Regions from separate parts of the Homo sapiens genome. Here region 2 is linked to region 1. Evidence: read pairs that join two places in POLR2A ChIA-PET (ENCODE). Cell type or tissue: CD4-positive, alpha-beta T cell. All regions are shown on one strand. Each heading gives the region's core, and the rest is flanking DNA. Links, peaks and the distances in the headings are about the cores only. Region 1 has its middle 16 kb from the start of TSPAN16. Region 2 overlaps ZNF653 (zinc finger protein 653).

Region 1 (10,375 bases), core at 3,603-6,102:
TGACCTCAGGTGATCCGCCCGCTTCAGCCTCCCAAAGTGCTGGGATGACAGGTGTGAGTCACCGTGCTCGGCCTATTATTCTTATTATTTTTGATAGAGACGGTGTTTCACCATGTTGGCCAGGCTGGTCTCAAACTCCTGGACTCAAGCCATTCACCCATCTTAGCCTCCTAAAGAGCTGGAATTACAGGCACGAGTACATTGATTATACTCCTGGCCTTACAATTGTTTTTAAAGGGTGACCAAGCTGAATTACAAGTGCTGTCCTCAGCTGAGGCCTCTGCATTCTTGGGTGGGTTTTCTTGCTGTCTCAGCGGACGCTCCCTGCTGCGCCTGGCGGGAAGGGGGTGGGGGCAGGGGGGACACTGGGAACCAGGATCTCCACTTGGACCAGAGCAAATGAGAGAATTTTGGGGGAAAAAAAAACAGCTCTGACCTGAAACTTAGCCAGGTCCTCGGGGTTCATGGAAAATAACCCACCCAGCACAGGAATTCTCCTTCCAGGCTGTGTTCAGACTGTTTTCTGTGCTTCTCTTTCAGAAGATCTGGGAGAGTTGGTGTATACATTTATTGAAGCCTTTACTTCATGCCAGGTGCTAGAATGATCTAGAATCTTCACTCCCATGCTTAGAGGTAGGTGCTATTGTCATGTCCACTTTACAAATGAGGCTTGGCCGGGTGCGGTGGCTCACACCTGTCATCCCAGCACTTTGGGAGGCTGAGGTGGGCAGTTCACCTGAAGTCAGGAGTTTGAGACCAGCCTGGGCAACATGGCAAAACCCTGTCTCTACAAAAAATACAAAAATTACCTGGGCACAGTGGTGCATGCCTGTAATCCCAGCTACTCGAGAGGCTGAGGCAAGAGAATTGATTCACCTTGGGAGGTGGATGTTGCAGTGAGCCAAGATTGCACCACTGCACTCCAGCCTGGGCAGTAGAGCAAGACTCTGTCTCAAAAAACAAAAAACAGATGAGGCTCATTGCCTGGAACAGAGGAGCCCAGATTTGAAGATGGGTCTCCTGACTCCAAGGTCAGTGATTCTTTCTGATGGGTGACATCTGCTCATTCACTAATTCATTCAACCTTTCATTCAATAAGCATCCATTGAGCACCTAGTGTATGCCAATTGTGATGCCAAAAAATACAGATGTAGTCCCTGCCATCCTGAATTCAAATATTTTTTAAATTTTTAACTTTTTTTTTCCTTTTTATTAAGGCAGGGTCTCAGTCTGTTACTGGGGCTGGAATGCAGTGGCGTGATCTTGGCTCACTACTGTCTCAACCTCCCCAGGCGCAAGCAGTCCGCCCACCTCAGCCTCCTGAATAGCTGGGACTACAGGCATGTGCCCCCATCATGACCAGCTAACCTTTTTTTTTTTTTTTTTTTTGAGAAGGAGTCTCGCTCTGTCGCTCAGGCTGGAGTACAGTGGGAGCACTGCACTTTGGGAGTGCCTGACCCATGACCAGCTAAGTTTTAGATTTTTTGTAGAGATGGGGTTTCACCATGTTTCCCAGGCTAGTCTCAAACTCCTGGGCTTAAGTGATCATCCCGCCTTGACCTCCCAAAGTGCTGGGATTACAGGTGTATGCTACTGGGCACTGGCCTATTATTATTTTAAGCTATCTGAGTCCTTTCTACATTGGTTTGTTCACTGTGTGTCTTCAGTGCTTGGTATGTAACAGGAGCTCAATAAAGATCCACAGAGTCTTTGTTAAAGCCTCAATGAAATGAGCAAATCCTGATGTCTGGAGTCTGGATACCTGGGCACCTGCCCCAGCTCTGTGTCTCAGTAGCTGTGGGAGCTTGAGCTCGTTGCTGGGCCTCAGTATATTTTAGTCTTATCTGTAAAATTGGTTAAAGAAGTATTTTCACACAAGGACACAAAGAAATCAGAACCCTCATACACCACTGGTGGGAATGTCAGCTGGGGCAACAGCTTTGGAGAACAGTCTGAGAGCTTCTCAAGAGGTTACACATAGGGCCGGGTGCGGTGGCTCACGGCCTGTAATCCCAGCACTTTGGGAGGCCAAAGTGGGTGGATCACCTGAGGTCAAGAGTTGGAGACCAGCCTGGCCAACATGGTGAAACCCTACTAAAACCCTACTAAAAATACAAAAAATTAGCCGGGCGTGGTGGTGAGCACCTGTAATCCCAGCTCCTCAGGAGGCTGAGACAGGAGAATTGCTTGAACCCAGGAGGCAGAGGTTGCAGTGAGGCAAGATCGTGCCACTGCACTCCAGCCTGGGCGACAGAATGAAACTGTCTCAAAAAAAAAAAAAATTACAGAAAGGGCTGGGTACAGTGGTTTATGCTTATAATCCCAGCACTTTGGGAGGCCAAGGCAGGAGGATCATATGAGTCCAGGAGTTCAAGACCAGCGAGAATCCACCTCTACAGGACAAAAAAAAAAAGATTAAAAGTGGAATTACCATATGACCGAGCAATTCCACTCCTAGGTATATACGTACCCAAGAGAAATGAAATCATATGTCCATGCAAAAATGTGTAACTCAAATGGCGTAAGAGCACCGCTAACAATAGTCCATAGGGGCCATCCACTGATGAACGGATAAATAAAATGTGGTCTATCCATACAATGGAATATTATCCAGCCTTTAAAAGGAATGAATGTCGGCCAGGCGTGATGGCTCAAGCCTGTAATCCCAGCACTTTAGGAGGCAAAGGAGGGCGGATCACCTGAGGTCAGGTGTTCAAGACCAGCCTGGCCAACATGGTGAAACTCCTTCTCTACTAAAACCACAAAAATTAGCCAGGCGTGGTGGCGCATACCTCTAGTCCCAGCTACTCAGGAGGCTGAGGCAGGAGAATCGCTTGAACCCAGGAGACAGAGGTTGCAGTGGGCTGAGATAGCGCCACTGCACTCCAGCCTGGGTGACAGAGCAAGACTCTGTCTCAAAAAAATTAAAAAAAGGAATGAATGTCCAGACACGGTGGCTCACGCCTGTAATCCCAGCACTTTGGGAGACTGAGGTAGGAGGATCGTTTGAGCCGAAGAGTTCAAGACAAGCCTGGACAACATGGGAGATTCCATCTCAATTTTAAAAATTAAAACAAAATTTAAAGGAATGATACAGTCACACAGGCTGCAGATGAATCTTACAAACTTTAAGCTATGTGAAATAAGCCAGACACGAAATGACAGATGTTGTATGATTGCACTCATGTGACAGTCCAGACTAGTAGATTCGTAGTTGCTTAGGGGTGAGGCGGCAGGGACGAGGGGATAGGGGAATGATAGCTAAAGGCTGTGGAGCTGCTTTTTGAGGAGATGAGACAGTGTTCCAAAATAGGCTGGGTGATGGTTGTACAATTCTGAATATAGGAAAAACCATTGAATTGTACACTTTCGAGGGGTGAATTCTATACTGTGTAGACTATATCTCAGTAAAGCTGTTTTTAACAAAAAGAAAGAAAAGTTTTTGCCTCTAGGCTGAGAGTGAGGAGAAGCTGCAAGCCAAACCTTGGCCCAAAGCCAGTCATCCATCCACAAGGCTGAGTGTGCAGCCCAGGGGCTCAACCTTAAATTAAGAGTAAACCTGGCTGGGCGCGGCAGCTCATGCCTGTAATCCCAGCACTTTGGGAGGCCAAGGTGGGCGGATTACCTGAGGTTGGGAGTTTACAACCAGCCTGACCAAGATGGAGAAACCTCGTCTCTACTAAAAAAAAAAAAAACAAAATTAGTAGGGCATAGTGGTGCATGCCTGTAATCCCAGCTACTCGGGAGGCTGAGGCAGGAGAATCGCTTGAAACCGGGAGGCAGAGGTTGCAGTGAGCCGAGATCATGCCATTGCACTCCAGCCTGGGCAACAAGAGTGAAACTCTGTCTCAAAAAAAGAAAAAAAAAAAAAAAAGAGTAAACCTGGGGGCTGAGCGGCAGTGCCTCATGCCTGTAATTCCAGCACTTTGGGAGGCCGAGGCGGGTGGATCACTTCAGGTCAGGAGTTTGAGTCCAGTCTGGCCAACATGGTGAAACCTTGTCTCTATTAAAAATACAAAAAAATTAGCTGGGGGTGGTGGCACGCACCTGTAATCCCAGCTACTCAGGAGGCTGAGGTGAGGCACGAGAATCGCTTGAACCCAGGAGGCAGAGGTTGCTGTGAGCCGAGATTGTGCCACTGCACTCCAGCCTGGGCAACAAGAGCAACATACTGTCTAAAAAAAAAAAGAGTAAACCTGGGCCAGATGTATTGGAGGCAATAGGATTGTTTGAGGCCAGGAGTTCAAGACCAGTGTGGGCAACATAGCAAGACCCCATCTCTACAAAAAAAAATTTTAATTACTGGGTCAGGTGATGGACACCTGTAGTCCCAGCTACTCAGGAGGCTGAGGCAGGAGGATCACTTGAATCCAGGATTTCAAGGCTACAGTGAGCTATGATCATACCACCAGGTTGCATCCAACCTGGGCAACAGAGCAAACCCCAAATAAATTCTTTTTAGAAAGAGTAAACTTGGGCCAGGTGTGGTGGCTTACGCTTGTAATTCCAGCACTTTGGGAAGCCGAGGTAGATGGATCACTTGAGGTCAGGAGTTTGAGACCAGCCTGGCCAACATGGTGAAACCCCGTCTCTACTAAAAATACAAAAATTAGCCACTGAGCATGGTGGCACATGCCTGTAATCCCAGCTACTCGGGAGGCTGAGGCATGAGAATCGCTTGAAGCCAGGAGGCGGAGCTTGCAGTGAGCCAGGATCGCGCCACAGCACTCCAGCCCGGGTGACAGAGTGAGACTCCGTATCAAAAAAAAAAAAAAAAAAAAAAAAAAAAGAGTAAACTTGAAAAACAGGAGAGAGAAGATGCCGGAAGAGAAGATGCACCATTGCCCAGGGTGCAGCAGGAAGGTTGAGGTCAGATCCTCCCAGCAACCCAAGCGAACCATCACCCAACTGGAAACCATTTCCTTTGTGGCCATGAAACAATGGGCTACAACTTTCTTTTGTGGCTCAAAACCACAGAGAAGCTTCCTATTGTGGGATTCACCACCACCACCACAGCAGAAGTTTTTTCTCATGGGTTCTGGGAGCAAATACAATGGCTTCTGAAACTGAGGTCTGGCTCTACTTCCTTGAAGACCTCTCCTTTCCTTTCTCTGCATGACAATGCTCCCCAGAGACTCTCTTCTTTCCCCATGCCACCTTTTGTACCCTGGGGTGGCCTTGTCTTAGTTTGGGTTCCGTGGAAGCCACCACTGAAACAAGGATTTAATACAAGTACTTTGTCTGAGAGGTGGTGATGCCAGGAAGCAGCAGTTGGGAAGAGGGGACGTGTATGAGTTTGCTAAGGCTGTCATGACCAAGCACCACAGACAGGGAAGCTTATAAAACAGGGCATTTCACAGTTCCGGAGGGTGTATGTCCAAGAATAAGGTGTCAGCAGGGTTGATTCTTTCTGAGGTCTCTCTCCTTGGCTTAGAGCCAGTTGCCTTGTTTCTGTGTCTTCACATAGTCTTTCTTTAATGCTTGTCTCTGTGTCCATATCACCTCATCTTTTCTTTTTTTTTTTCTTTTTTTGAGACAGAGTCTTCCTCTGTCCCCCAGGTTGGACTGCAGTGGCACAATCTCAGCTCACTGCAATCTCCACCTCCCAGGTTCAAGCAGTTCTCATGCCTCAGCCTCCCAAATAGCTGTGATTACAGGCATGCGCCACCACACCCAGCTAATTTTTGTATTTTGGGTAGATACAGGGTTTCACTACGTTGGCCAGACTGGTCTTGAACTCTTGACTTCAAATGATCCACCTGCCTCAGCTTCCCAAAGTGCTGGGATTACAGGCACGAGCCACTGCACCCAGCCCATACCTCCTCATTTTATAAGGATAGTGGTCATTTGGATTAGGGTCCATCCTAATGACCTTGTTTTAATTTGTTCTTTATTTTTTCAATTTATTTTTATTTTGAGGGGAGGGGATGGAGTCTTGTTCTATCACCCAGGCTGGAGTACAGTGGCCTGATCACAGCTCACTGCAACATGGAGCTCCTGGGATTAGGCGATCCTCCCACCGCAGCCTCCTGAATAGCTGGGACTACAGGCTGATTTTTAATTTTTTTTTTTTTTTTGGAGACGAGGTTTCTTTTTCTCTTTTTCTTTTTTTTTTTTTGAGACAGAGCCTTGTTCTGTTGCCCAGGCTGTAGTGCAGCAGTGTGAACACGGCTCACTGCAGCCTTTATCTCACAGGGTCAAGGAATGTGGCGCCTCAGCACTAACTTCCCCTCCTCTGTGTTCCTTGGAGATTTCTCTTACTTTTTTGTGAACTTAGCTGATAACTTAAAAGCATGTTTGCTGTATTTCATTCAGCGTTTTTGTTGCTATTGTCTTTTACTCTGTCACCCAGGCTGGAGGGCAGTGGCACAATCATAGCTCACTGCAGCCTCAAATTCCTGGGCTCAAGCGAACCTCCCTTGTCAGCCTCCCAAGTAGCAGGGACCACAGATATGCGCCACTACACCTGGCTAATTCTTTATTTTTTTTATAGACAGGGTCTCACTATGTTGCCCAGGCTGGTCTCAAACTCCTGACCTCAAGCCATTCCTCCCGCCTCACCCTCTGGAGGCACTGGGATCACAGGTGTGAGCCACCACACTCAGCCTTGCCCAGCTCATGTACAGGTTTTTTGTGGTTTTTGCTTGTTTGTTTGTTTTTGAGACAGAGTCTCGGTCTGTCGCCCAGGCTGGAGTGCAGTAGCACCATCTCAGCTCGGTACAACCTCCACCTCTCAGGTTCAATTCAAATGAATTCTGAATGTGCAGGGCTGGGCAGGGCATTCATGCACAATCTAGAAATTTCATGCACAATCTGGAAAAGTTAGGGCGAGAAGGGTTGGAGAGAGGAGGAGGCATGTGGAAACTGGAAGATTCAGCGATTAACAAAATTGCCTGGCTGGGCACGGAGGCTCACGCCTGTAATCCCAGCACTTTAGGAGGCCGAGGCATGTGGATCACCTGAGGTCGGGAGTTTGAGACCAGCCTGACCAACAGGGAGAAACCCCGTCTCTACTAAAATACAAAATTATCCAAGTGTGGTGGCGCATGCCTGTAATTCCAGCTACTCAGGAGGCTGAGGCAGGAGAATCACTTGAATGCAGGAGAATCGCTTGAACCCAGGAGAATTGCTTGAACCCAGGAGGCGGAGGTTGCAGTGAGCAGAGATCGTGCCATTGCACTCCACCCTGGGCAACAAGAGCAAAACTCCATCTCAAAAAAACACAAAAAAACAATTGCCCATGCCTCCCTTGGAATACTTTCTGCTTCTCCCAATCATTCACTCAGAAAGCACTTACTGAGCACCTACTGTGTGCCAGGCTGTGTGCAGCGCACTAGGGATAGAGTGATGCACAAGAAACCACATAGCCAGCTGGGTGCAGTGGCTCACACCTGTAATCCCAGCACTGTAGGAGGCTGAGGCAGGAGGATCACTTGAGGCCAGGAGTTTGAAACCAGCCTGGGCAACATAGCAAGACTCTGGCCTCTACAAAAAAAATTAAAAAGAGCTCTCCCTCTCCCTCTCCCTCTCCCCACGGTCTCCTTCTCCCTCTCCCTCTCTCTCCATGGTCTCCCTCTGATGCCGAGCGGAGGCTGGACTGTAATGCCGCCATCTCGGCTCACTGCAACCTCCCTGCCTGATTCTCCTGCCTCAGCCTGCCAAGTGCCTGGGATTGCAGGCGCGCGCCGCCACGACTGACTGGTTTTTGTATTTTTTTTGGTGGAGACGGGGTTTCGCCGTGTTGGCCGGGCTGGTCTCCAGCTCCTAACCGCGAGTGATCTTGCTAGCCTCGGCCTCCCGAGGTGCCGGGATTGCAGACGGAGTCTCACTCAGTGCTCAATGCTGCCCAGGCTGGAGTGCAGTGGCGTGATCTCTGGCTCGCTACAACCTCCACCTCCCAGCCGCCTGCCCTGGCCTCCCAAAGTGCCAAGATTGCGGCCTCTGCCCGGCCGCCACCCAGTCTGGGAAGCGAGGAGCGTCTCTGCCTGGCCGCCCATCGTCTGGGATGTGAGGAGCCCCTCTGCCCGGCCGCCCAGTCTGGGAGGTGAGGAGCGCCTCTTCTCGGCCGCCATCCCGTCTAGGAAGTGAGGAGCATCTCTGCCCCGCCGCCCATAGTCTGAGATGTGGGGAGTGCCTCTGCCCCGCCGCCCCGTCTGGGATGTGAGGAGCGCCTCTGCCTGGCCGCGACCCCGTCTGGGAACGGAGGAGTGTCTCTGCCCGACCACCACCCCGTCTGGGAGGTGAGGAGCGTCTCTGCCCAGCCGCCCCGTCTGAGAAGTGAGGAGCCCCTCCGCCCGGCAGCCGCCCCCTCCAGAAGGTGGGGGGCAGCCCCCGCCTGGCCAGCCGCCCCGTCCGGCAGGTGGGGGGCGCCTCTGCCCGGCCGCCACCCCGTCTGGGTGGTGTACCCAGCAGCTCATTGAGAACAGGCCATGATGACGATGGCGGTTTTGTCGAGTGGAAGGCGGGGAAGTGTGGGGAAAGGAAAGAGAAATCAGATTGTTGCTGTGTCTGTGTAGAAAGAAGTAGACATGGGAGACTCCATTTTGTTCTGTACTAAGAAAAATTCTTCTGCCTTGGGATGCTGTTAATCTATAACCTTACCCCCAATCTCTTGCTCTCTGAAACATGTGCTGTGTCAACTCAGGGTTAAATGGATTAAGGGCGGTGCAAGATGTGCTTTGTTAAACAGATGCTTGAAGGCAGCATGCTCGTTAAGAGTCATCACCACTCCCTAATCTCAAGTACCCAGGGACACAAACACTGCGGAAGGCCGCAGGGACCTCTGCCTAGGAAAACCAGAGACCCTTGTTCACATGTTTATCTGCTGACCTTCCCTCCACTATTGTCCTATGACCTTGCCAAATCCCCCTCTCCGAGAAACACCCAAGAATGATCAATAAATACTAAAAAATAAAATAAAATAAAAATTAAAAATTAAAAATTAAAAATAATAAAATTAGCCAGATGTGGTGGCACTCCTGTGGTCCCAGATACTTGGGAGGTTGAGGCAAGAGGATTGCTTGAGCCTAGGAATTCGAGACCAGCCTGGGCAACATAGCAAGACACCATCTCTACAAAAATAAAAATAAATTAGCTGGTCATGGTGGTATGCGTCTGTAGTCCCAGCTACTTGGGAGGCTGAGGCGGGCAGATCTCTTGAGGTCAGGAGTTCGAGACCAGCCTGGCCAACAATGTAAAACCCCGTGTCTACTAAAAATACAAAAATTAGCCGGGAGTGGTGGTGCACGCCTGTAATCCCAGCTACTAGGGAGGCTGAGGCAGGAGAATCGCTTGAACCTAAGAGACAGAGGTTACGGCTAGCCAAAATCATGCCACTGCACTCCAGCCTGGGCTACAGAGTGAGACTCCGTCTCAAAAAAAAAAAAAAAAAAAAAAGAAAGAAAGAAAGAGAAAGAAAACTTTGCAAAGTGGGCTGGCTGGCTGCAGGTTGCACAATGGGTCACCCCTATTGTCTCAGCAGGGGTGACTGGGATTTACAAGGATAAATAACCACATTCCTAGAATCTCACGGACCCATTCCCCCTGCAAATGTCTCTCTCTCTAGGTATAAATACAGTAAAATTTCCTCCCGGAGAGGTGGACAGTTCTATGAATTTTAACACATGTCCAGATTCATTGAGCCACCAGGGCCATCAGACAGAGCTGCTGCATCCCCCTGAAGCTCCCTGGCGCTGCCCCTCTGTCATCAGCCCCTCCCCCGAGCCCTAGGCAGGCCCTCATCTGTCTGCTATCTCACACTGTACTTTTGTCTTTTTGAGAATGTTATATAACTGGAATCATACACTATGTGGCCTTTTCAGTCTGGCCTCTTTCAGGCAGCATAATGCATTTGAGATTCATCCAAGTACTTGCCTGTCTCAATAGTTTGCTCATTTTTGTTGCTGAAGAATATTCCATTGTAGGGAAAGACCCTGGTTTGTTTTACATTCACCCACTGAGGGACAACTCCATTGTTTTAAGCCATGGGTGATGATGAATAAAGCTGCTATCAACATTCATGCACAGCCTTTTCTTCTATTTTACTTTTTATTTTTTGAGACACAGGATCTCGCTCTGTCACCCAGGCTGGAGGGCAGTTGACGTGATCATAGCTCACTGCAGCCTTGAACTCCAGGCTCAAGTGATCCTCCTCCCTTAGCCTCCCAAAGTGCTAGGATTACAGGCATGAAGCACTACACTGAGGCTTTTAAATTATTAGTTTATTTTTTAGAGATAAGGTCTTGCTATGTTCCCCAGGTTGGAGTGCAGTGGTGCAATCATAGCTCAGTGTAACCTTGAACTCTCAGCCTCAAGTGATCCTCACACTTTGGTCTCCCAAGTACCCATGCCCAGCTCATGTACAGGTTTTTTTGCT
Region 2 (10,375 bases), core at 3,798-6,297, 210 kb before region 1:
AACGTGGTGATCTGGTACGAGGACCACAAGCACCGCTGCCCGTACGAGCCGCACCTGGCGGAGCTAGACCCCACTTTTGGCCTGTACACCACGGCCGTGTGGCAGTGCGAAGCTGGCCACCGCTACTTCCAGGACCTGCATTCGCCCCTGAAGCCCCTCAGCGACTCAGACCCTGACAGTGACAAAGGTAGGTCTGCAGGGCGAGGGCACATAGGGGGCCGCCCATTTCTGGGGGCTTCTTACGAGCCCTAGGCTAGCATCACAAACAGAATAGCAGCCACAGTGGCTCTGGCTCTGGCTCTGGCACTGGGGCAGAGCAGGGACACGATGGGCCAGGCTGAGTCCTTCGTGGCCTTGCCCTCTTTGCGTCCTTACAGAGCTTGAGTGGGGAGGCAGTCCCTCTTTATGGAGCAGTTTGCCAATCTGTGCCCAAGGCCAGTCCCAGGCAGGGCTGGCTGAGGGCCCAGGAGCCCTGGCTTGGCAGCTGGGGCGGGGGCAGGCCTGCTGGGGCAGGGCTCGGCCCCCACAGCGAAACGGCCGCCTAAACCACCCAGGCCTTATGGCTTCATAGGCTGTGATGCTCTCCTGAGCCCTGGCTAAGCTGGCCGCTACCTCCTTTTCGATTTTCTCTGGCTCCCAGTTGCATTCTCTTGCCTTCTGCCTTTCCAGGCTTCGTTTCTTGCCTTCCCCCTCCATTCTGTTTCCCTCCTGTTCCCCATTTCTCCTCCCTTGAGCTGCCTCTGTCTCCTCCTTCCTTGATCTTTCATTTTCTGTCTCATCTCCCTCTCTCTCTTTCTCTTGTTTCCTTCTATTCCCCTTTCTCCTCCTCCCTCCCCACCTTCGCGGTCCCTGCCTCTCTCCTTCCCATCCCACGGGGCAGGGACTCAGTGAGGGAGGCTCAGTTGGCCCCGGTGAGTGGTGAGGGGGCTGCCGGCAGCCTCAGGGGTTCGGCAATGGCTGGAGAAGGAGCGTAGGGCACACTGCCAGGCGTCCTGTCAGGGCTGAGGGTGGGGCGGTCACCAGGGCTGAGCCTGCGCTGGCTGGCATCTCGGAGCAGGTGGCATCCCAGCTGGCCGAGGGGAAGCCGGGGGCGAGAGGTGTTCCGGGTGGGCGCCCCCGCCAACGACCGTCCCACCAAGTGTCGGCCAGGCTCTCAGCGTGCAGTGGCCTCTCGGCTGCCCCATCCCATGATCTGCATTCCGCCCTCCTCTGCCTTTTACTGCCCCCTCACTGTGTGCCACTCCTGGCCCTGCCCAGAGCCACCATGAATCTTCCCCATGGCCTTGTCATCAGCCCCACTTGGCAGTCAAGGAATCCCAAGCCCCAGGAGTGATCTGACTGGCCCATTTGGTGATGGGTCAGGCTGGGGTGTGGGTGGTGCCCAGAGCAGCTTACTTACGCCCCAACTCAACTTTTTATTATTTATTTATGTATGTATTTATTTATCTGAGACAGGGTCTCGCTCTTGTCGCCCAGGCTGGAGTGCAATGGCGCGATCTCGGCTCACTGCAAGCCAAGCCTCAGGTTCCAGCCATTCTCCTTCCTCAGCCTCCCTAGTAGCTGGGATTACAGGCATCTGCCACCACACCTGGCTAATTTTTGTATTTTTAGTAGACACTGGGTTTCACCATGTTGGCCGGCTGGTCTTGAACTCCTGACCTCAGTTGATCCACCCACCTCGGCCTTCCAAAGTTCTGGGATTACAGGCGTGAGCCACTGCACCCGGCCTTATGTTATGTTATGTTATGTTATGTTTTATGTTATGTTATGTTATGTTATGTTATGTTATGTTATGTTATGTTATGTTATCTTTTTGAGACAGATTCTGTCTCTGTCACCCAAGCTGGAGTGCAGTGGTGCGATCTTGGCTCACTGCAACCTCTGCCTCCCAGGTTGAAGCAATTCTCTCACCTCAGCCTCCCTAGTAGCTGGGATTACAGGCGTGAGCCACCATGCCCAGCTAATTTTTGTATTTTTAGTAGACGTGGGTTTTCACCACTTTGGCCAGGCTGGTCTCGAACTCCCAGCCTCAAGTGATCCTCCTGCCTCGGCCTCCCTAAGTGCTGGGATTACTGGTGTGAGCCACCATACCTGGCTTTTTATTTTTATTTATTTTTTTTAAGACAGGGTCTCACGGTTGCCCAGGCTGGAGTGCAGTGGTGCCATCATAGCTCACTTCAGCCTCCAATTCCTGGGCTCAAGTGATCCTCCCACCCTGGCCTCCTGAGTAGCTGGGAACACAGGCACACACCACCACAGCCAGCTGATTTTTAAATTTTTTGTAGAGATGGGATCTCACTGTGTTGCCCAGGCTGGTCTCAAACTCCTGGGATCTAGTAATCCTCCTGCCTTGGCCTCCCAAAGTGCTGGGATTACAGGCATATGCCACCGGGCCTTGCCCATGGCTATTTCTGTTGGTGCTGTCATTACCTGAGGAGAAGTCTGGGGTCAGCCAAACTTAGCAGGTGCTGCAGTCAGGTGGACCCAGACGCGTGCTCTGGCCCTTCCCTCCACTCATTAGGACACTGCGCCCTCCTTCTGGATGGTGCCAGAGAGTTTGCCCACCCTGCAGAATACAGGACAAGGGGAAATTATCCAGAAAGAGGGGCTGATCCTCCTTATCCCCAACCCTGCTGCCACCCCAGGTCCATCAACAGTGGGCATCTCACTGCCCTGAATGGCACTGAGATAATAATAGGAAACTTACAGGGTACATACTTTTAATCTCCTACTGTCCTAAACCCTTATACATATTTACTCATTAAAGACCCAAAACAAAGGCTGGGCACGGTGGCTCACACCTGTAATCCCAGCACTTTGGGAGGCCGAGGCAGGTGGATCACTTGAGACCAGGAGCTCAAGACCAGCCTGGCCAACATGGTGAAACCCCATCTCTACTAAAAATACAAAAATGAGCTGGGCATGGTGGCGCATGCCTGTAATCCTAGCTACTTGGGAGGCTGAGGCAGGAGAATCACTGAAACCCAGGAGGCGGAGGTTGCAGTGAGCCAAGATCGCACCACTGCATTCCAGCCTGGGCAACAGAGCAAGACTCTGTCTAGAAAAAAAAAAAAACACTCCCGAGGGCCGGGTACAGTGGCTCACACCTGTAATGCCAGCCCAGCACTTTGGGAGGCCAAGGCAGGTGGATCACTTGAGGCTAGAAGTTCGAGACCAGCCTGGGCAACATGGCAAAACCCGGTCTCTACTAAAAATACAAAAAATTAGCCAGGTGTGGTGGTGTGTGCCTGTACTTCCAGCTACTTGGCAGGCAGAAGCATCAGAATCACTTGAACCCGGGAGGCAGAGGCTGCAGTGAGCCAAGACTAGGGAGCAGAGATTGATTCATTTATTGGAACGAGCCCTCACTGTGCACCACACAGCCTTCTCGGCACTGGGGGCTCTGCACCGGGACCCCGCAACCTTACGGAGTTTACATTCTAGAGGGGAAGCGGATTGTAAGCAGGATAAACCAATAAAAATATAGAGTGCAGGCTGGGCACAGTGGCTCAAGCCTGTAATCCCAGTGCTTTGGGAAGCCAAGTTAGGATTGCTTGAGGCCACGGCTTAGAGAACAGCCTGGGCAACATAGTGAGACCCCATCTCTAGCAAAAAAATGAAAAAGTTAGCTGGGCATGGTGGTGCACCTCTCCCAGTGCTTTAGGAGGCCGAAGCAGGAGGATCGCTTGAACCTAGGAGCTCGAGGCTGCAGTGAGCTATGACTGTGCCAGTGCATTCCAGCCTAGGTGACAGAGGGAGACACTGTCTCAAAAAAATAAATTAATTAAAATACAGGCTGGGCGTGGTGGCTCACGCCTGTAATCCCAGCACTTTGGGAGGCTAAGGTGAGTGGATCACTTGAGGTCAGGAGTTCGCAGCCTGTCCAATATGGTGAAACATTGTCTCCACTAAAAATATAAAAATTGGCGGGGCATGGTGGGGTGTGCCTGTAATCCCAGCTACTCAGGAGACTGAGGCAGGAGAATCACTTGAACTTGGAAGGTGGAGGTTGCAGTGAGCCGAGACTGCACCATTGCACTCCAGCCTGGGTAACGAGCAAAACTCCATCTCAAAAATAAAATAAAATATAGAGTGCACTGTAAGGTGGTATGTGCTTTGGGAAAAAATAAAGGAGGGAAAAAGGAACTATTTGAGACAGAATGGTCAGGAAATTCCCCCTGAAAAAATACCTTTAATGAAGGATCTGATGGAGGGGAGGGAGGAGCCCTCTCAGGTGTCAGACAGAAGAGGATTCAAGCCGGCCGGGTGCGGTGGCTCACGTCTGTAATCCCAGCACTTTGGGAGGCCGAGGTGGGCGGATCATGAGGTCAGGAGATCGAGACCATCCTGGCTAACACGGTGAAACCCTGTCTCTACTAAAAATTAGCTGGGCGTGGTGGCGGCACCTGTAGTCCCAGCTACTTGGGAGGCTGAGGCAGGAGAATGGTGTGAACCTGGGAGGCAGAGCTTGCAGTGAGCCAAGATCGTGCCACTGCACTCCAGCCTGGGCGACAGAGCGAGACTCCATCTCAAAAAAAAAAAGAGGATTCAAGCCGAGGGAATGGCAGGTGCAAAGGCCTTGAGGCAGGAACCTATCTAGTGTCTCCAAGGACATTAGGAGAGGAGGCGAGGACAGGAGGTGATGGAACACCTCCTGAAACAGACGCACTCCAGCTCTCGTGACCTGGCACAGTGGTTTGTTTCCCACATACAAAGCCTGGTGCTTCCATCCTGCAGACTGCCTTTCATCCCTGGACCCAGGTTCTTTCCTTCCTATGGCTCCAGCCTCCTTGTGGGTCCTGGCTTACTGGTGGGGAGAAAAGTGGAGACTCAACCTTGGGAGCACCTGTCCACTTGCATTCCATTGGCTGGGACTCAGCCACATGGCCACACCTACCTGCAAGAGATGCTGGGAAATGTAGTCGGTGCTGGTGCCAGGAAGAGAGGGATTTAGTGAGTAGCTGGCCTGCTTCTTTCACAGGAGGTAAAGAGTAGGTTCTTAGGAGCCGGGGACCCAAAAGAAGGGACTGCACTGGCCCTGGCAGGGGGCCGGTGGGGCCGCAACTAGCATCTGCAGGGGAAGTGGGAGAAGCGTTCAGGCTGCGGGTGGATGTATTTTGGATGCAGCACCAACAGGTTTTGCTGACAGATTGGAAGTGGGTGTGAGAGAGAGAGAAGTCAACAAGAGCCCCAGGACTTTGGCCTGAGCCACTGGAGAGACTGAGCTGCCTTCCGCTGAGTCAGGGACACCCGTGAGCAGTGCAGGCTTTGTAGAAGGGAAGATACAGAGCCCAGTGTTGCAGATCTGAGTTTGAGATGCCTGTGAGACACTCTTAGGGGGCCAATGAGATGGAAGAATCTGGAGCTCGACATGGAGGTGTAGGCAGAAGCTGCAGATGGAATCACCAGGCCATGGATGGTTGTAGTAATAAGAATACATACTTGGCCAGTCGCGGTGGCTCACACCTGTAATCCCAGCACTTTGGGAGGCCAAGGCGGGCAGATCACCTGAGGTCAGGAGTTCCAGACCAGCCTGACCAACATGATGAAAACCCATCTCTACTAAAAATACAAAAAAAAAAATTAGCCTGACATGGTGGCGTGTGCCTGTAGTCCCAGCTACTCAGGAGGCTGAGGCAGGAGAATTTTTTAAACCTGGGAGGCGGAGGTTGCAGTGAGCCGAGATTGTGCCACTTCACTACAGCTTACACAACAGAGCAAGGCTCTGTCTCAAAAAAACAAACAACAACAACAACAGAACAACAAAAACCCTCTTGAACAGTCCCAGATTGGTGAACAGTTCCAGATTGAGATGCTGGGACGGTGGTACCCCCGGAGAGGGCATGGAAGCCCATACCATACCCCCGTATCTTGCCCTGTGCATCTCTTCCCTTTGGCTGTCGCTGAGTTGAATCCTTTGTAATAAAGCTGTAATTGTAGGTAGAGCCATTTTCTGAGTTCTGTGAGTTGTTCTAACAAATTATCAAACCTGAGGATGGGGTCATGGAAACCCCCCATTTAGAGCCCATTGGTCAGACATACAGGGTAGCCCAGGACTTGCAGCTGACATCTGAAGTCCGGCGGTCTTGTGGGACTGAGCCTTTAACTTGGAGGATTTGACGCCCACTCCGGGAAGATAATGTCAGATTGGATTGAATTATTGGACATTCAGTTGGCATCGAGAATCGGAGGGTGGCCTTTAACCCCATTAGCCTGGGCAAGCCTGGGGGTAAGGTGAGCGCTGAGGAGAGGCCCCAGGCCAAGCCTTCCAGGCCTGCAAGAACCAAATAAACTTGGAAGGAGCCACCAGGAAGGGCCCAGGATACCACAGCGTGGGTCTGGGGGCTAAGAGAGGAGAGTGTCCCCTGGAGTAGGGGTGGTCAGCTGGGTCAGTCATCTTGGAACAGTTAGGGACAGTGGGGATTGAGAAGTGACTGCTGTTTTAAGCAGTGAGAGGGTCACAGTGTCTAGCCCCTGAAGAGCCCTCAACAAATACCAACTGCTGGCCGGGCATGGTGGCTCCCGCCTGTAATCCCAGCACTTTGGGAGGCTGAGGTGGGAGGATCACTGGAGCCCAGGAGTTCAAGGCCACAGCCTGGGTAGCATAACAAGACCTGATCTCTACTTGGGAAAATCAGGGCCACACGAGGTGCCTCATGTCTGTAATTCCAGCACTTTGGGAGGCCCGGGCGGGCAGATCACCTGAGGTCAGAAGTTCGAGATCAGCCTGGCCAAAATGGGGAATCCCGTCTCTACTAAAAATACAAAAATTAGCCAGGTGTGGTTGCATGCACCTGTAATCCCATTTACTCAGGAGGCTGAGGCACAAGAGTTGCTTGAACCTGGGAGGTAGAGGTTGCAGTGAGCCCGGATCGCACCACTGCACTCCAGCCTGGGTGACAGAGGGAGACTCCATCTCAAAACAAAAACAAAATCGGGCCAGATGTGGTGGCTCATGACTATAATTCTAGCACTTTGGGGAGCCGAGGTGGATGGATCACCCAAGGTCAGGAGTTTGAGGCTAGCCTGGCCAACATGGCAAAACCTCATCTCTACTAAAAACACACAAATTAGCCAGGTGTGGTGGTGCACGCCTGTAATCCCAGCTACTCAGGAGGCTGAGGCAGGAGAATCGCTTGAACCCAGGAGGCAGAGGTTACAGTGAGCCAAGATTGCACCATTGCACTCCAGCCTGGGTGACAGAACGAAACTCTGTCTCAAAAAAAAAAAAGAAAAACTCAGGCCGGATGCGGTGGCTCATGCCTGTAATCCCAGCACTTTCGGAGGCCGAGGTGGGCGGATCATAAGGTCAGGAGATCGAGACCATCCTGGCTAACACAGTGAAACTCCATCTCTACTAAAAATACAAAAATTAGCTGGGCGTGGTGGCGGTTGCCTGTAGTCCCAGCTACTCGGGAGGCTGAGGCAGGAGAATGGTGTGAACCTGGGAAGCGGAGCTTGCAGTGAGCCAATATTGCGCCACTGCACTCCAGCCTGTGTGACAGAGCGAGACTCCATCTCAAAAAAAAAAAGAAAAGAAAAGAAAAATTCAGCCAGGCACGGTGGCTCATGACTGTCATTCTAACACTTTGGGAGGCTGAGGCGGGCAGATGACTTGAGGTCAGGAGTTTGAGACCAGCCTGGCCAACATGATGAAACCCCGTCTCTACTAAAAATACAAAAATTAGCCGGGTGTGGGCCAGGCGCGGTGGCTCACACCTGTAATCCCAGCACTTTGGGAGGCAGAGGTGGGTGGATCACGAGGTCAGGAGATCGAGACCATCCTGGTGAACCCCTATCTCTATTAAAAATACAAAACATTAGCCGGGCATGGCGGCACATGCCTGTAGTCCCAGCTACTCGGGAGGCTGAGGTGGGAGAATGGCATGAACCTGGGAGGCAGAGCTTGTAGTGAGCAGAGATCGCGCCACTGCACTCCAGCCTGGGTGACAGAGTGAGACTCCATCTCAGGAAAAAAAAAAAAAGCCAGGTGTGGTGGCGCACACCTGTAGTCCCAGCTACTCGGGAGCCTGAGGCAGGAGAATCACTGGAACCGGGGATGCCAAGGTTGCAGTGAGCTGAGATCGCACCACTGCACTCCAGCCTGGGTGACAGAGTGAGACTCTGTCTCAAAAAAATAAATAAATAAATAAATAAAATAAAATAAAAACTAAATAAACAAATACCAGTGGCTGCAGCTATCATAACCACTCCCTTTCTTCTGTCCCCACAGTGGGCAATGGGCTGGTGGCTGGCAGCTCTGACTCATCCAGCTCTGGCTCTGCCTCTGACTCTGAGGAGTCTCCTGAGGGCCAGCCGGTCAAGGCTGCGGCAGCGGCAGCGGCAGCGACGCCCACCAGCCCGGTGGGCAGCAGCGGGCTCATCACTCAGGAGGGCGTGCACATTCCCTTTGACGTCCACCACGTGGAAAGCCTGGCCGAGCAGGGTACCCCGCTGTGCTCCAACCCAGCAGGCAATGGGCCTGAAGCCCTGGAGACAGTGGTGTGCGTGCCGGTGCCTGTGCAAGTGGGTGCGGGCCCCAGCGCCCTCTTTGAGAACGTGCCCCAGGAGGCCCTGGGTGAGGTGGTGGCCAGCTGCCCCATGCCAGGCATGGTGCCCGGCTCACAGGTGATCATCATTGCGGGCCCTGGTTACGACGCTCTCACGGCCGAGGGCATTCACCTCAACATGGCAGCAGGCAGCGGTGTCCCCGGCAGTGGACTGGGCGAGGAGGTGCCCTGTGCCATGATGGAGGGTGTGGCAGCCTACACCCAGACAGAGCCCGAGGGTAGCCAGCCTAGCACCATGGACGCCACCGCAGTAGCAGGCATCGAGACCAAGAAAGGTCTGGGGGACCTGTCGTGGCCTCTGGCCAGGGGTGGTTGGGCCTGGGAGGGGCCGGGCGAGGAATGGCCCTCGAAGTGGGCACCTCGGCAGCCTTCGTCCCCTGCGGACACCACCCTGTGTCCACCCTGTAGAGAAGGAGGACCTGTGCTTGCTAAAGAAGGAGGAGAAGGAGGAGCCAGTAGCCCCGGAGCTGGCAACAACGGTGCCTGAGAGCGCAGAGCCTGAGGCAGAGGCGGACGGGGAGGAGCTGGACGGCAGCGACATGTCAGCCATCATCTATGAAATCCCCAAGGAGCCTGAGAAGTGGGTGCCGGGGCGGGCAAGGGTGAGGGCGAGGGCTAGAAGCGGCCCGCAGGCCCCCAGCCTGCCTGGTGCGGGAGCCCCGATGTCATGGCCCCTTCCCCTCCAGGAGGCGGCGGAGCAAGCGGTCGCGGGTGATGGATGCTGACGGCCTGCTCGAGATGTTCCACTGCCCATACGAGGGCTGCAGCCAAGTCTACGTGGCCCTCAGCAGCTTCCAGGTGAGGCCGCCACCCGGAGCAGCCTGGGCCAGGCCCACAAGGCCCAGGCCATGGCACCACCAGGATGTCCTACCTCTAGTTTGCCCCTTGAAATTTGACGAGGTGTCCCTGAAGGCAAAGACAGGGACTTGTCACACCCCAGGACCTGGCATGGGAGGATGCAACAACAGGCCTTTGTGCCATGCCATGCATTGATTGAGCATGTATTAAGCACTTAGTGCAAGCCAGGCCTGCAAGCTGGAGCCAGGGTTGTTCTAGTAAGTTAAAGAGTGAAGGAACAAAGGAATGAATCAATTGGGGCTGCCTGTTCCAGGCCCACAGAGGCTGATAGCCCTCAAATCCAGTCCCAGTCCTGCCACTGGCCACCTGTGAGACCTTGGCCAAACCACAGAGCCTTGAACCTCAGTTTCCCCATCGATTAATTGGGCTAACAGCTGGGCCCTTCACAGAGTTGACAGATACCCCAGTCCAGAGCCTGGCATATAGTAGGTGTTCAATAAAGCTGCCCTTGGCCAGGTGCGGTGGCTCACACCTGTAATCCCAGCACTTTGGGAGGCCGAGGTGGGCGGATCACGAGGTCAGGAGATCGAGACCATCCTGGTTAACACGGTGAAACCCTGTCTGTACTAAAAAATACAGAAAAAAATAATAGCAGCCGGGCGTGGTGGCGGGCGCCTGTACTCCCAGCTACTCAGGAGGCTGTGGCAGGAGAATGGTGTGAACCCGGGGGGGTGGAGCTTGCAGTGAGCTGAGAGAACACCACTGCACTCCAGCCTGGGCGACAGAGCAAGACTCCATCTCAAAAAATAAAAAAAATAAAGCTACCCTTTGACCCCAGTTGTGCCCCTGGGAATCTCTGAGCTGGGCAAGGGTACCCCTCTTCCCTCCTCCTGGGGAGGCCAGCCCCAGCCTGCCTTCCAGCTGCCCTCATCTCTCCCCACCTCCCAGAGCCCCTTCTGTGGGCCTATGGGACCCACTTCTGCCTGTCTCGTCTCCAGAACCACGTC

What was found. Peaks named below come from ENCODE experiments on the same cell type or tissue, not always from the same donor. Only the 100,000 strongest peaks of a DNase experiment are listed, where the experiment ranks them.
Region 2: POLR2A ChIA-PET joins it to region 1 with 6 read pairs; 5 of 35 experiments call an interaction of 5 or more read pairs at or near these places.

Annotation. Positions count from the first base shown.
Region 1 is chr19:11,274,666-11,285,040 of GRCh38, reverse strand. No RefSeq gene overlaps it. Among named protein-coding and RNA genes, the nearest start is that of TSPAN16, 16 kb to the left of the region's middle. In CD4-positive, alpha-beta T cell, for the core only: no CTCF peak of the experiment used is centred there; a DNase peak (open chromatin) is centred at 4,910.
Region 2 is chr19:11,485,762-11,496,136 of GRCh38, reverse strand. It overlaps ZNF653 (zinc finger protein 653), which reads left to right. Exons shown (of 9, transcript NM_138783.4): 3 at 1-187; 4 at 8,234-8,845; 5 at 8,979-9,150; 6 at 9,257-9,368; 7 at 10,367-10,375. MIR7974 (microRNA 7974) reads left to right here and starts at 515; the gene lies at 515-593. In CD4-positive, alpha-beta T cell, for the core only: no CTCF peak of the experiment used is centred there; no DNase peak of the experiment used is centred there.